2 separate regions of the Homo sapiens genome follow, and region 2 is linked to region 1. Evidence: chromatin contacts called from ENCODE Hi-C or POLR2A ChIA-PET data. All regions are on one chromosome and are shown on one strand. Each heading gives the region's core, a stretch centred on a gene start or an enhancer-like site at or near the end of the contact. The rest is flanking DNA. Distances are from core to core; before and after follow the strand shown.

Region 1 (6,987 bases), core at 1,766-4,265:
TCCCTCCCGGGGCCCCTGGTGACCAACTTGCTGCGGTTTTTGTTCCTGGGGCTGAGTGCCCTCGGTGAGTGAAACCCGGACCTGGAGGGGACTTGGGATGCGGGATGGGGTGAGTTCGACCCTGAGGGAGAACTTTGGCCACTGCTGCGGAACTGGGTCCCACGACTCGCCCTCCTCCCCTGACCTCCTAATCCCACTCCAGGGCATCACTGGCTGGCGCTGACTTCTCGCTTTGTCGGGGACAGCCCCCAGTTTGGGTGTGGGGGCGGATGGCGGGGGGAGGTAAGGGCATCTCTCGGAAGACCTGGATACCTCTGGGGTGAGTTATCGGAACCATTCCTCACCCTGTCCACTCCCCACCCCCCACCCAGCAGAGCCGGATGAGCTGAGCCGCTAGATGAGACACTGGCTAAAGAGCTTAAGGACTTAACTCTAGCCCCCTCTCATCCCCGACCCCACATACAAGCTGATGAGGAAGATCCCCCGGGGAAATACCCCTGGTCCCCAGGCTTGACACACGCACTTCGTGTCAATTCCCCAGCGCAGATGCTCTCTCTTGCCCCCTCCTGCTTCCTGCCCTGGGAATCAAGGGAGGTGCCCCAAAAGGACGACCGTGAGGTCATTTGGGACACAGGAAATGGGGGAGGGGTTCAAACGCACAGAGAAACAGAATTGTGACCACCCCACCCCCCCAAGGCCCACCACCCTTATTGGTTTCCAGAGCCAAAGGGAAGAGGGGAAATTGGGAGGAGGGTGGCCAAGGGTCAGAGAGGAAGGGAACCTCCTTGGAGCAAGTGTTTGGGAAGTGTTGTAGGCCTCCAGGGGCGCTGGCTTCAGCTGAAGCTGGGGTGGCTCAGAACTCCATCTGGGAGAGGACCCGGCAGGACTAGGCCCTTTTAAACTATTTCACTTGCTGTCCCTCAGCTTTCTTGCCATCTCCCTTCAAGGATCTCGAATGGGAGTGAAGGGTGGGTTTAGCTATATTGACTTTAACTCATTTCTCAGGTTGGAGGATGTCAGGACAAGTAAGGCCTGGGAAGCTGTAGAGTGAAATTCTACAATGATGGGGACAGAGATGAGGATCACCAGTGTCCCCTTTAGCATGTTCTGTGCCCCACAGGTGTCGGGGCATGCAATATTATAGTCCTTGGACAAAATGAGTCTCAAGTACAGCCCCCCAGGCCACACCAAGGCCACAAGTAGCCTTCTGTCCCTCTGGGCTTGGTGGGCCTGCTCCAGGATCCCTCAGACTTCTCATCCCGCCTTTCCCAACTTCAACTTCAGCTCTGTTCCTTCTGCATTCCACCCCAACTCTATCCCCCTTCCTTGTGGGGGGTGGGGGCTGGGGGAATCTCTGAAGCCAGGGAGGACAGTTCAAGTTGACTGCCTGAGTGTCCCAGGCTTCACCTGCTGCTCATCTGCAACCCTTTGTCCTACCCCAGCTTTGAGCCTCAGTTTGTCAGACTGAAGACCTGGACTCAAAAGTTCCAATCGGTCCCCCTGGGGGGTTGCCCAGTTCCCGCCAGCCACTCGAGGGTTAAATGGCACTGGTGACCCCGGTGCAACGTGCAGGCGCCCGGCTCCGCTCTTCTGGGCTCTGGAGGAGGCTCTCCGGCTCAGTAGGCTCCTCGGCGGCTCAGTGCTGCTGCCCCTGGGGCGTGAGAAGCCCGCGGGGGGAGTTTCTCAGAGAAAGAGGGAGACTAAAAATAGCCCCGGGGAGCGGGCCCATTTCGCTCTCCTTCGGCCCCTGCCGGCTCCCTCACTCTGGCCTCGGAGAGGGCTGTGGGCCGGAAGGGTCCCTTTCTTGGGCTGTCCCAGTGTCCTTCGATCAGACCCAACCAGACTCCTTTTCTCTCCCAGTGGCTCCGTGGACCCTGGGACCGAAAAAAACGGACCAGTTGGTGACTTCCGAGCCAGCAGACACCCAGGAGGGAGAGCAGAAAAGCCTCAGGCCCTCTTCTGTTCCTAGTTTCTGACAGGGCGAAGGGCAAGGAGCATGTGCCCAGACCCCAGTGTGTCCGTTACTATCTCTTTTAACTCTCCTCTACCTTCTGGAAAGTGGAATTATAAATGTGGGACCTGGGGAGGTCGCTGGTGGTCCACAAGGTGAAGGAAGGGCGCGCCCCTTCTGGGCCCCAGGCAGTTTCCCGGCGGAAACCCTTTCTGGCCGCCGGGTGTGTGTCGTAGAAAGGCTGGGGGAGAGCCGGCAGCACCTGCAGGCTCCAGGCGTGCCCGGCCTCAGCGGAATGGCCAGCGGGCCGGGTCCCCAGGGGGCGTCCAGCTCCTTGAGGCGGGGATTGTTTCCTCCCGTAGAGCCTCCGGTCTAGTGGCCCCCCCTTCATTGTCTTCTGCCTTATCACTGGGTACAAATTTCCTGCCCAGACCACAGAGATCCTCCAGGAAATGGGAAGGGGGATGCTGCGAAGGCCAAGTAACAGAGGTGGGGGTTCTGTACGGCGCAGCCGGGAAGCGGTGGGGGAGGCTTGCATCCTGGCCGGATCGGCTCCCAGCCCTTAGAGGCCTTCAGCCTGGCTCTCCTAGGGCGAGGGTGGAGAGCGGGGCCTGGCTGCGGCCTCTTCCCGCGGCGTTGGCCGCCTGCTCGCCACGCGGAGGTGGCGTCTTCCGCTCCGAGGCAGAGGGCCGAGGCCTGGAGGGAGTAGGGCCCGGGACTGGAGCGGCGATCATCCTCAGGCCTGGCCGTGTGCAAGCCCAAGGTTATTCCCCAAAGGGCTTACCAGTTGGCTGCTCTGTTGCCTCCCCGAAGGGCAAAGGATGAGTATTTCTGGACGCCGTGGTGCAAACGATGGCCCCCTCCTTGAAACCAACACCCCGGTCCACCCCCTGAGCGCCGGACACACTCAGGGGAGGCTTCATACTTGTCTAGAGACCGTCGTTCGCGCTGCCCTTAATTCCTTGCCACCCGAGAGTTCTCTGCCCAGATCGCCCGAACCCCAGAAGGGCTCCGAGGAGCTTTCTGGGTTTCAACCCTCCGTTTTCCGAGGGAAGCCCGCCTCTGAGATTGCGCGGGAGGGCGGGGAGCATCGCATTCACTGGGTCAGGCTTGGGCGCTGGGCTGCTCTGCTCTCTCCAGCTCCTGGCAAGCTCAGAAGGAGCCGCAGGGTTAATAGGTAACCAGACGGCCTCCCAAACCCCTCCGCCCTTTGAGAACTCGGGAGTGAGGGACCCTGGCGGCCCGGAGCAGCATCCCTACTCTCCCTCAGGAAAACTAGGGAAGCAAGTGGGCTACGTGGCGCGTACGACAGAAACAGTCGGTCCACCCTTTCTTCTCATATCTTCCCCTCCTCGCTGGAAATCTGCCCCCTCTCTTTGATGCTCAGAAATCTGCGCCTCTGGATACGAATAAATGCATATAAATGTGTCCCCATCCCCGCTACAACTGCAGAGGCTGGCGGTGGAGAGAAGTCGTGATGAAATGGGAAGCAGGACACTGAGCCAGTGGTCCCTGGGCACCCCTTGAGGCCTCCAGGGGCCGGACCCCGCAAGGTTCCTCTTTCCAGTTAAAGCGACTTTCCTCGCTCTCTGGTGAAGCCGCGTAGGGCAGGGTCCGCGGGCGGAGCTGGGAGCCGGTCCTGGGCACTCACGCCTCGCTCTTGTCTCCAGCGCCCCCCTCGCGGGCCCAGCTGCAACTGCACTTGCCCGCCAACCGGTTGCAGGCGGTGGAGGGAGGGGAAGTGGTGCTTCCAGCGTGGTACACCTTGCACGGGGAGGTGTCTTCATCCCAGCCATGGGAGGTGCCCTTTGTGATGTGGTTCTTCAAACAGAAAGAAAAGGAGGATCAGGTGAGGGAAGAACGCCTGTCAGCCAGCGGCAAGTTGCGCCCAGAGGGGGTTGTAAGCAAAGAGCTGGTAGCGGTGGGAGGGGTGGAGAGGGAATGGGGGCCGGGGAAGGAGTTTCAGGGAAAAGCAGAAGTCTTCACCAGTTCAGTTTTTGTTCTGATATTGGAGACTTCCCAAACAATTATCTTTTGCCGGCTTTCCCTAAAAATCCAGCACACAAAATACTGTAAAAGTGTGAGAGGCATTTTACTTGGTTATGAGGGAGGAGAGGAGGAGGGGAAGAATGGAAGTTGAGGACTGGGAAACGCTTAGGGGAAGTAACACACACGACTTATAAAAGTTAGCATATTTCTGGCCTGACTCAGTGACTCATACCTGTAATCCCAGCACTTTGGGAGGCCGAGGTGGGCACATCACTTGAGGCCAAGAGTTCGAGAGCAGCCTGGCCAATATGGTGAAACCCCCGTCTCTGCTAAAAACACAAAAATTAGTCGGACATGGTGGCACCCGCCTGTAATCCCAGCTACTTGGGAGGCTGAGGCAAGAGAATTGCTTGAATCCACAAGGTGGAGGTTGCAGTGAGCCAAAATCCAGCCACTGCACTTCAGCCTGGGCGACGGAGTAAGACTCTGTCTCAAAAAAAAAAAAAAAAAAAAAAGTTAGCATATTTCTGTTTTCACATTCTCTGCTTTGAATACTGTCAAGTCACAGGCCACTTCTCTTCCCAAATGATTCTCATCTGTCACCTTGCCCCCCTGTATACCACCTTGAGAGCCAAGGGGCCATCTCCTCCCACAATCTCCCACCCATCTGTTTTGACACCGGGCTTACATCCAAATACAGATTTACCCCAGAAGAGAATGAAACAATGTTCAGAACCCCTGAAAACTGTGTTCAAGGAAGTCAGCTGGATTTTTTTGAGACAGGGGTCTTACTCTTGTTGCCCAGGCTGGAATGCAATGGTGCAGTCTTCGCTCACTACAGCCTCTACCGCTCCTGCTCAAGTAATCCTTCCACCTCAGCCCCCTGAGTAGCTGGGACTACAAGCACACGCCACCATGCCAGGCTAATTTTTGTATTTTTTGTAGAGACTGTGTTTCACCGTATTGCCCAGGCTGGTCTTGAACTCTTGGACTCAAGCAATCCACCTGCCTCAGCCTCCCAAAGTGCTCACAGGCATGAGGCAACGTGCCCAGCCTCATTTGATACTTTTAAAATACATTTTTAATATTTTTTTCCTCCAAGATGCCTTCCCCATTGTGTAAGTTTCAGGTCTTACAAACCTGGATCCACCCCAGCAGTCTGAGTTGCATATATACATACCTCCTATTTACATGTCCCTCCTCCCACTATTATGTCACCTTTCTAAACACCGCAATTGGGAGATGAGACAATGCGCAGGAACGAAGAACTGTTCTGGTGAAGAGGACCCAGGGGCAGTGAGAGGGGGCTAGGGACAAAAGGTGAATGGGGAGCTGGTTCAGGTTAGAAGAATGGGTGCATGTGAGGGGCATTTGGAGAATGCGAGCTGGGGGAGGGAGAGTGGCTGAGCCTGTAGGCACAGTAGACACATGTAGTAATGACGGGGATGTGTTATGCCCCACACCAGGTGTTGTCCTACATCAATGGGGTCACAACAAGCAAACCTGGAGTATCCTTGGTCTACTCCATGCCCTCCCGGAACCTGTCCCTGCGGCTGGAGGGTCTCCAGGAGAAAGACTCTGGCCCCTACAGCTGCTCCGTGAATGTGCAAGACAAACAAGGCAAATCTAGGGGCCACAGCATCAAAACCTTAGAACTCAATGTACTGGGTGAGTGAGAAGCAGATTTCCGGACCCCTCCCCACCTGCACTGGGAGGTCTGGTGAGTCTCTCTCCTAAATGACAAAAGTTGGAGGAGGAACAAATGAAGCGACAGAAGGGTGCAGGGCAGAGGGAGAGGATCTGTGGGTCTCCTGGGTGTGGTTTTAATCTGTCTCCCCCTGCCCAGTTCCTCCAGCTCCTCCATCCTGCCGTCTCCAGGGTGTGCCCCATGTGGGGGCAAACGTGACCCTGAGCTGCCAGTCTCCAAGGAGTAAGCCCGCTGTCCAATACCAGTGGGATCGGCAGCTTCCATCCTTCCAGACTTTCTTTGCACCAGCATTAGGTGAGGACACTACTGGAAACAGTGGACACTGTGGCTGGGGAAGGGGAAAGATGAGAGGTACCACAGGGACTGGGGTGAAAAGGGGAGCCAAGGCTGACAAGCACTGGGGAGGAGGAGGAGGATGTGGGGAGGATGTGGGGCAGAGAAAGATGCCCTGCCAGGGGCAGGTATTGTGTTAGGTGCATTCACATGTGTATACTGTTATGAAACAGGCTCTACAGCTGGAGTGTCTGTGTTCAAATTCCAGCTCTTCTAGTGACTAGCTGTGTGACTCGGTGCCTTCTTTCCTGAATTTGTAAAATGCGGATTTTACACATATCAGCTTGAACTCATTAGTGTGACTTGAACACACCAGTTATAAAAAAAAATTTTAGGGATAACTGAAACATTTTTAATATGAAGTATTCGATGATTTTAGATAGTTACGTTATTAATTTCCTAGGCGTGGCAATGCTATTGTGGTCATATGGAACGACGTACTGCTTTTTTGGAGATTTATGCTGATGTATTTACTTTAAAATATCTAAGTAAAAGAAAGAAATCAAATAAATATGGCAAAAAGTTAGCAACTGTTGGATCTAGGTTGTGGGAATATGGATTTTCATTTTGCCTCTTTCTACTTTTCACATGACCATTTTTATAATAGTAGCTTTTTCTTTTTAAAAATACTACTTATTACCTCACAGGTTTGTTGGGAAATTGTGGTAAGTTCATACACATCAAGAATCTAGAGCAGTCTTTGGCACAGAGTTAGCAGCCAATAAACATTCACTGTTTTATTTATTTATTTATTTATTTTTATTTTATTATTATTATACTTTAAGTTTTAGGGTACATGTGCACAATGTGCAGGTTAGTTACATATGTATACATGTGCCATGCTGGTGTGCTGTACCCATTAACTCTTCATTTAGCATTAGCTATATCTCCTAATGCTATCCCTCCCCCCTAAACATTCACTGTTATAATGATTAGTCCATATAGTCCTTTCAACACCCTCAGGGAGGTCATATTGTCCCCATTTTACAGATGAAGAAATGGAGAC
Region 2 (6,995 bases), core at 4,496-6,995, 140 kb before region 1:
ACTATATTATCTAGGGATTTGAACTGGAGCTGGACACCTTGGATAGCCTCATTCACACGTCTGGTGATTGATGCTGGCTGTTGGCTAAAAGAGTTCATCTCTGCTCTATGTGGCTAACCCAAGCTTCTTCACATGGTCATCTTAGGAAGTGTTTCAATAGGGAAAAGCAGAAGCCACAAAGCTTCTTAAGGCTTACTCTTGGAAGTTCTGTGGTATCACTTCTACTCTATTCTGTGGGCCAAAGCAATTCACAAGGCCAGCCCAGCTTCAGGGGGCTGGAAAATAGATTTTATTCTTCATGAGACAGGAAAAAAGCATTGTAAATGGATATGCATCAGGATGGTAGGGATTATTGCAGCTATCTTTACAGATAATCTGCAACACAATGTTTAACAAGTATGCTAATAATACATTTAGCAAAATATGTGTAAAATCTATATAGTGTGAATTATAAAACTTTATTAAAATACATTGTAGAAGATCTAAAGTTAAAAAGAGGTACACATGTTCCTGAATATGAAGACTTAAATGTTAGTTCTTTCTATAGATTCAAACAATTCCAATAAAAATTCCACAATATTTTCAAAGAACTTAACAAGCAGAAGACCCAAGAATAGCCAAGATACTCCTGAAAAAAGAAAGGAGGGAGGAGAAACACCCTACCAGATAGCAAAACTTATTATATAGCTCTAGTAATAGATAAAGTGTGGTATTCATGCAGGAATAGACAATAGGTTAATGAAACAAGCTATGTATACATGAACATTTGATGTATGAATGAATCATAGCAGGTCACTGGGATTAAGCAATGAATAGGGCTGGGATAATAGGCTACCATCTGAAAAAAATATATCCCTACATCAAGCCATATAAAATAATCAATTAGCGATAGTTCAAAAATTGTAGTGTAAAATGTTTAAACTTTTAGAAGAAAATATGGAATAATATATTTACTTTAGTGTAGATGAAGTTTTCTTTAAAAGTAGAAAGAATACACTAAACATAAAAATAAATATTAATAACTTTACAGTAAAATTAACAACTTCTGTTATATCATAAAGAAATAAAATATGAGATCAAACTTGTTTTTACAACATCTTTAATCCACAGAGAATTATTACCCAGAATACATAAAAACTCCTAAGAGTTATTGAGAAAAAGACAAATAAGCAATAGAAAAGTGGGCAAAAGGTAGAAGTAGATATTTCCCAGAAGATAAAACCTAAACTGTGAGTAAACCCTTGAAAAGATGCTCAGCTTCATTATTTTTTAACGAGGCAATGCAAATTAGACAACTATAAAATATCACTTCTTCTAGTAAAGTCGCAAAAATTAAGAAGTCCACCAACTGCTCTGAGGACGTGGCTCAAGGACATTGGTACAATTGACTCGGGAAACATCTGCTAATTTCATCAAAAGTGGAATATTTGTACATCTCAAGACCTAGGTATTCTACTCCTAGGTTTATTTTCTAGAGAAACTCTTAACTGGTTATACTAGGGGATATATAAAATAGAGATTCAGAGCAGCACTGTTTATAATAGAAAAAGAACCACTTGATATACTACATATTCAAGAAAAAGACCCACTTGATATACTACAAAGACACTCCTCTGCAAAGAATCATTGCATGTCCTTTCTTCCCAACAGCACCCAATTTTGAGTGAAGCCTCACTTCCCTGGACCCTCCACGAAATCACCCAATCAAAGCCCAAATCCTAGAATAGGTTCTTTCTAACATCTCTCTTACTTAGACATTCCATAGTTCTCCATGGCATGCACTCTCTCAAGCTGCAAGAAGTAAATCAACTTGTTCAACAATAGGTATGTTCCTGATGGTCTTTGACTGGAGGGCATTGACAGGGTGAACACAAAGCACAGTAACAGATCTCCCCTTCTTCCTGGACATGTGAGCAAATGGTTAAATATTGATGTCAGCAGCCCTTGAAATCTCCAACTGGGCAATGTTTAAGCTAGGTGTGATCCATAGTCATTGGTGTCGAGAAAGTTAAGAAAATGTAGGGTTGAGAGTATTCGATGTGATTTTAGATTCCAAGCACCTAAAATCACCCATGATGTTGATGGGACCAGAAACTAGGGAATAGATGCTGTCCAGTGAAGTGGCCTTAGGGTGAGTTTTCCAGCCAGCTAAGAGGAGGTTTTTACTGTCTTCTCTCTTGACTCAATTTCCCTCCAGCTGTTGGCATCTTGGAACAAACTTGAGAATTTATAGATTGAGACCAAGCAGACTCAAGCAAAAAAGGGGAAAAAACAAGAAGGCAAAAAGTGTGAGTCTCAAATCCAAAAAGAGTATCAAGGGGTAGCTGGGACTGGCTATGGCTGTGTTGGTCAGGCATGCTGATCCCAGAACACTCAAAGGACAACTAACACATATCTAGTGTTTTCAGAGAACTTTCATGTCCATTGTCTGTAAACCTCATGCAGACATTTTACAAATGAGGGCAGTGGGACTCAGAGAGGTTATGTGACTTACTCAAGATTTCTCTGCCAATAAGAAGTGGAAGCAGGATCTCAACCCCAGTGTAACTGACTCCAAATCCCACCTGAGTTTATCCCTTTTTCTCCACCAGCTTGGCCAGCAGGAGTCTCAGATTGCATCTTCAGAGATCACAGAGCAGAAAGCCAAAGAAGCCAGGAGCCAGACATTGAAGAGAAATTTCCTCTGGAGGCTTGCTCAGAAGGGCACCTGGTGCTTCCCCTCTCTTCTCCCTCTTACAAGCAACGAAGGGGGAGTTAGAAAACACAAAACACCAGAACTAGGGATGAAGGAAGGCACTGCTTAAACTGGTCACCAGGACAGCACATCACCAGAGCCCCAGAACAGAGCTTCTCTGAAATAGCAATTGGGGCGGCTCCCACCAAGCCACATCATCCCCATGACTCATGCAGTCGGCTCTTCCTTAGTTTGTGGAAATGAGACAATGAGGATGCGGATGCACCAGGTTGCTGGAAATGAGCCCTGCAGTCTCTGGGAGCCATCCAGACATACCCTACTGTTGGGAAGTCCCCTCGGCCACCACCGCATGTCACTCTGAGTGCCCTGGAGAAAAAGTTCTAGTGTCCTGCAGGAACAACTGAGGAATCTGCCCCTCCAATCACCTTCAGGTGTTAGCACCTAGCTCTCCAAAACCTGGGAGTAGGGTGAGGCTCTGCTGAAGGTGATCTCCAGGCACGGGGCATGTGACTGTGGGGCAGGGGACATTCCTCGGGCTGCAGGAGCCTCTGGGGCTCTGTCCCTGCGGTGCACACAGACCGTTTCACCTCTCCTTTCTCACCCTGCTGAGGACGGGGCTAGTGATGGATTGGAATTCCTTTGAGATTTGCCTTATTTTCCCCTGAGGGAAACCTAGCGTCTTTCTGGATTGTGGAGACTGGAGTAAAATCCAGTTGGCATTAAAACATTAGCGAGCACTTAATTAGTGTCCCCAAAACCAATGTAGAAGCAGAGGAGACTAAAAGCAGACTGCTGACAGTGACATTCTTGATAAGCTGATAGTCAGGGAGTCAGACAGTCTTGGAGGCTTTGTACCTGGGAAATCCCAAATTGGCCTCCTGTGCAGTAAATCCTCCAATCCCACCACATCCTTTCCTGTCTCATCCTCAGCTGACTTCAGTGTCACATGAATCTCCCCTTCATCACTCTGGCCCCACAGATCCTTGACCCCATAAACTCGACTCCATTCTGCCTGCCCCACAATAAATACACGTTAGCTCAGCTTTACGGATCACTCATAATGCATCAGGCACTGGATGCCAGTGGTTTTATGCTTTATGTATTTCATCATTACTTTATCCCTCAAGGTAGGAACTACTATTACTATTTCCATTTTACAGAGAACTACTATTACTATTTCCATTTTACAGATTTGCCCAAGGTCTCCACAGAAGCTGATTTCATCCATCTCTGAGCTGAATATGGACACATCCTGTGGGAATCTCCCAGCTTATCCCAGACGCTCTGAGTCCTTCTTGTCTCCCACCCTACTCCACCTAGTGGTCCATCTGCCCCTGGGGAAATGGACCAGGGCGTTACAATCCACCCCTGCTCCACTTCACTCAGCCTCTCCAGCCTGCAGCCCCACTGCCCTCTGTCCTCAGCTTCTTGCTGTGTCCTGAGACTCCCGGGGTTTTCATTCCTCTCTAGCAGGTGGTAAAGGGATAAGGATTGGGATCCAGGGATAAGATTTAAATAGAGGATTAAGGCTCTGATTGGAGTTATGGTTAGTGTAAGGATACACCCACAGAATTTGGGGTAGGAATTGGGGCCAGAGAACAGAATTTGGGATTTCAGAATTAGAGGTGCCAAGGGTAGTGACATTCTGTTCTCTGGCCCCAATTCCTATCCTTCCAGCTCTGCCACTCCATGACTTTCACTCTGCCTATTCTTTAGCCTCTGCAAACTCCCCAGTTTGTAGAGACCATGGTGTTTCCTTGCTCCAGTTCTGTCTTTGTCAGTATTGGTCTGAGTTTGAGAGGAAAGAGGAGGAGTGAAGGAGACTTCTACTTGGCAGGCTGTTAGTCTGTGGCTGGCACCGAAGCCAGGATGGGAAGGGGGAGGAAGGGAGGGCGTCAGCTGGGTTAGGGGCCCTGCAGAGAAGCTGGCCAGGAACAATTGGGAACAAAGGCTGGATACTCTTCCGCTGAGCCCCAGAGCCTGGCCTTGGCCTTCCGGGAACAGCTCCAGGAAATGGCTGAGATTCCAGATTTGGAAGGAAGAGGCCAGTAAACATGAGCTGGGATCTGACAGGGGAGTGTGGCCTCTGTCTAGGTTGTGGGGGAAAGGAGGCAGCGGGCAAGAGCTGACATTGTAGGCTCAAAACCTGCAAGGCCTGTCTGCTACATATATGGACACAGGCTCTTGGGACTGGAAAGACTCTTAAAAGGTCTTTTACTCCAACCACCTTTCCAGGGCCTGAAAAATACTCCTGCCGAGGATCCTCCAATAGTTTCAGTGATGGGATGGGCCTAAAAAGAAATACACAATGTTGGCTCAGCTTTACGGATCACTCATAATGAGTCAGGCACTGGATGCCAGTGGTTTTATGCTTTATGTGTTTCATCATTACTTTATCCCTCAAGGTAGGAACTACTATTATTATTTCCATTTTACAGAGAAGGAAACTGACTTGCCCAAGTTCTCCACAGAAGCTTATTTCATCCATCTCTGAGCTGAATATGGACACACCCTGTGGTAATCTCCCAGCTTGTCCCAGATGCTGAGTCCTTCCTGTCTCCCACCCTACGCCACCTCCTGGTCCATCTGGCACTGGGGAAATGGATGAGGGTGTTACAATCCACCCCTGCTCCACTTCACTCAGCCTCCCCAGCCTGCAGCCCCACTGCCCTCTGTCTTCAGCTTCTTGCTGTGTCCTGAGACTCCTGGGGTTTTCACTCTTCTCTAGCAGGTGTCAAAGGGATAAGGATTGGGATCCAGGGATAAGATTTAAATAGAGGATTAAGGCTCTGATCGGAGTTTTGGTTAGTGTAAGGATACCCTGTAAGAAATCCCCGAGTAGATCATGAGATAAAGCTTAGCGCTGAAGTTAGGGTCGGGGGTTATAGCTAAATGGTCGAGGTCAGAGAGTTTCTCGCCTCTGGTCTCCTCCCAGTTCTCCAAGGCACTGAGGGCCAGGCAGGAAGCATCGGTTTCCTCAAAGCCGCTTCCCTCCTGGGGCAGAGTCTCGGTCACAAACAACCACCACCGGCCCACCCCGCCCCTCCTTCCCTCTTCACTGTGAGCTCAGAGCAGCAGGACAAAGTGCTCGGGACAAGGACATAGGGCTGAGAGTAGCCATGGGCTCTGGAGGAGACAGCCTCCTGGGGGGCAGGGGTTCCCTGCCTCTGCTGCTCCTGCTCATCATGGGTGAGTTGCTCTCCCTCTCCTGGCCCATGCTCCTCCATCCAAGGCCTGCTCAGGGCAGAAGGGGCCTGCTGACTGCCTGCTTCCCTTTTGCAGTGGGGGGACCAGAGATGAGGATGAGGATGATGATGATGAGTGTGTGTAAGTGTATGTGTGTTTGTGCATGTGCGCACACACCAGAGAGAGAAAGAAGGAAAGAGAGACTGAGAGAGAAAGAAAGAAAGAGAGAAAGTAAGAGAGAGAGAGAGAGAGAGAGAGCGAACATGCTATGCAAGCCCTGGCCTGGATGCTGTGCATGCTGGCCCTCTCTCCTCCTAGCTGGCTTGTTCTTTGGGAGGCAACCTTTAGTAGTTCAGATTACAGGTTTTCTGGCAAACTCGCACACAAGAGAAGACAGATGAGGGGTGGGCCAGGAATTTGGGGTGTTGCTGGTGATCAGACTGGGCTCTGCTCCCTTTCCCTCCCAGGAGGCATGGCTCAGGACTCCCCGCCCCAGATCCTAGTCCACCCCCAGGACCAGCTGTTCCAGGGCCCTGGCCCTGCCAGGATGAGCTGCCAAGCCTCAGGCCAGCCACCTCCCACCATCCGCTGGTTGCTGAATGGGCAGCCCCTGAGCATGGTGCCCCCAGACCCACACCACCTCCTGCCTGATGGGACCCTTCTGCTGCTACAGCCCCCTGCCCGGGGACATGCCCACGATGGCCAGGCCCTGTCCACAGACCTGGGTGTCTACACATGTGAGGCCAGCAACCGGCTTGGCACGGCAGTCAGCAGAGGCGCTCGGCTGTCTGTGGCTGGTGAGGCCTGGGAGGGGAGCTTCAGGGTGGGGCAAACCTGGGTGGAGACATCTGAGCTGAATGTTCAAGGGAACATCTGAGAGGTCAGTGGGATACCTGTGAGCAGAGGCCTGGGCTGGAAGGCTTGGGAGGGCAAGCTGGGGCGGGGCTGGCCCTAAATGGGAGGCCAGGAAGGTGGGCAAAGCAGAAGGGGGCAAGAGTGATAAGGGAGAGAGAAGAGGCCTGGGCCCTGCTCCGTGTCACCTTCCATCCTCCCCACAGTCCTCCGGGAGGATTTCCAGATCCAGCCTCGGGACATGGTGGCTGTGGTGGGTGAG

Evidence for each region. A loop is a pair of places that touch in the nucleus more often than their neighbours do. ChIA-PET counts read pairs that join two places held with the same protein, here RNA polymerase II (POLR2A). Pooled maps may share reads with other maps.
Region 2: a loop to region 1 is called in a map of endothelial cell of umbilical vein, with 10 times the contacts of the local background. The contact joins the promoter of ROBO4 here to the promoter of ESAM-AS1 in region 1. A Hi-C loop is called at or near these places in 1 of 168 maps with a recorded cell type or tissue (endothelial cell of umbilical vein) and 7 of 50 pooled maps. POLR2A ChIA-PET finds 5 or more read pairs at or near these places in 2 of 52 experiments (HepG2 and MCF 10A).

Annotation. Positions count from the first base shown.
Region 1 is chr11:124,755,162-124,762,148 of GRCh38, reverse strand. ESAM-AS1 (ESAM antisense RNA 1) reads right to left here and starts at 3,015. Exons shown (of 2, transcript NR_120577.1): 1 at 2,736-3,015. It overlaps ESAM (endothelial cell adhesion molecule), which reads left to right. Exons shown (of 7, transcript NM_138961.3): 1 at 1-64; 2 at 3,622-3,800; 3 at 5,407-5,608; 4 at 5,787-5,942. RefSeq lists a silencer at 1-70 and enhancers at 1-304, 2,199-2,268, 3,762-3,921.
Region 2 is chr11:124,896,615-124,903,609 of GRCh38, reverse strand. ROBO4 (roundabout guidance receptor 4) reads left to right here and starts at 5,745. Exons shown (of 18, transcript NM_019055.6): 1 at 5,745-5,884; 2 at 6,349-6,678; 3 at 6,940-6,995. The coding sequence starts at 5,815. All of the region lies in intron 1 of LOC107984406 (a long non-coding RNA gene), which reads right to left. RefSeq lists an enhancer at 5,230-5,852.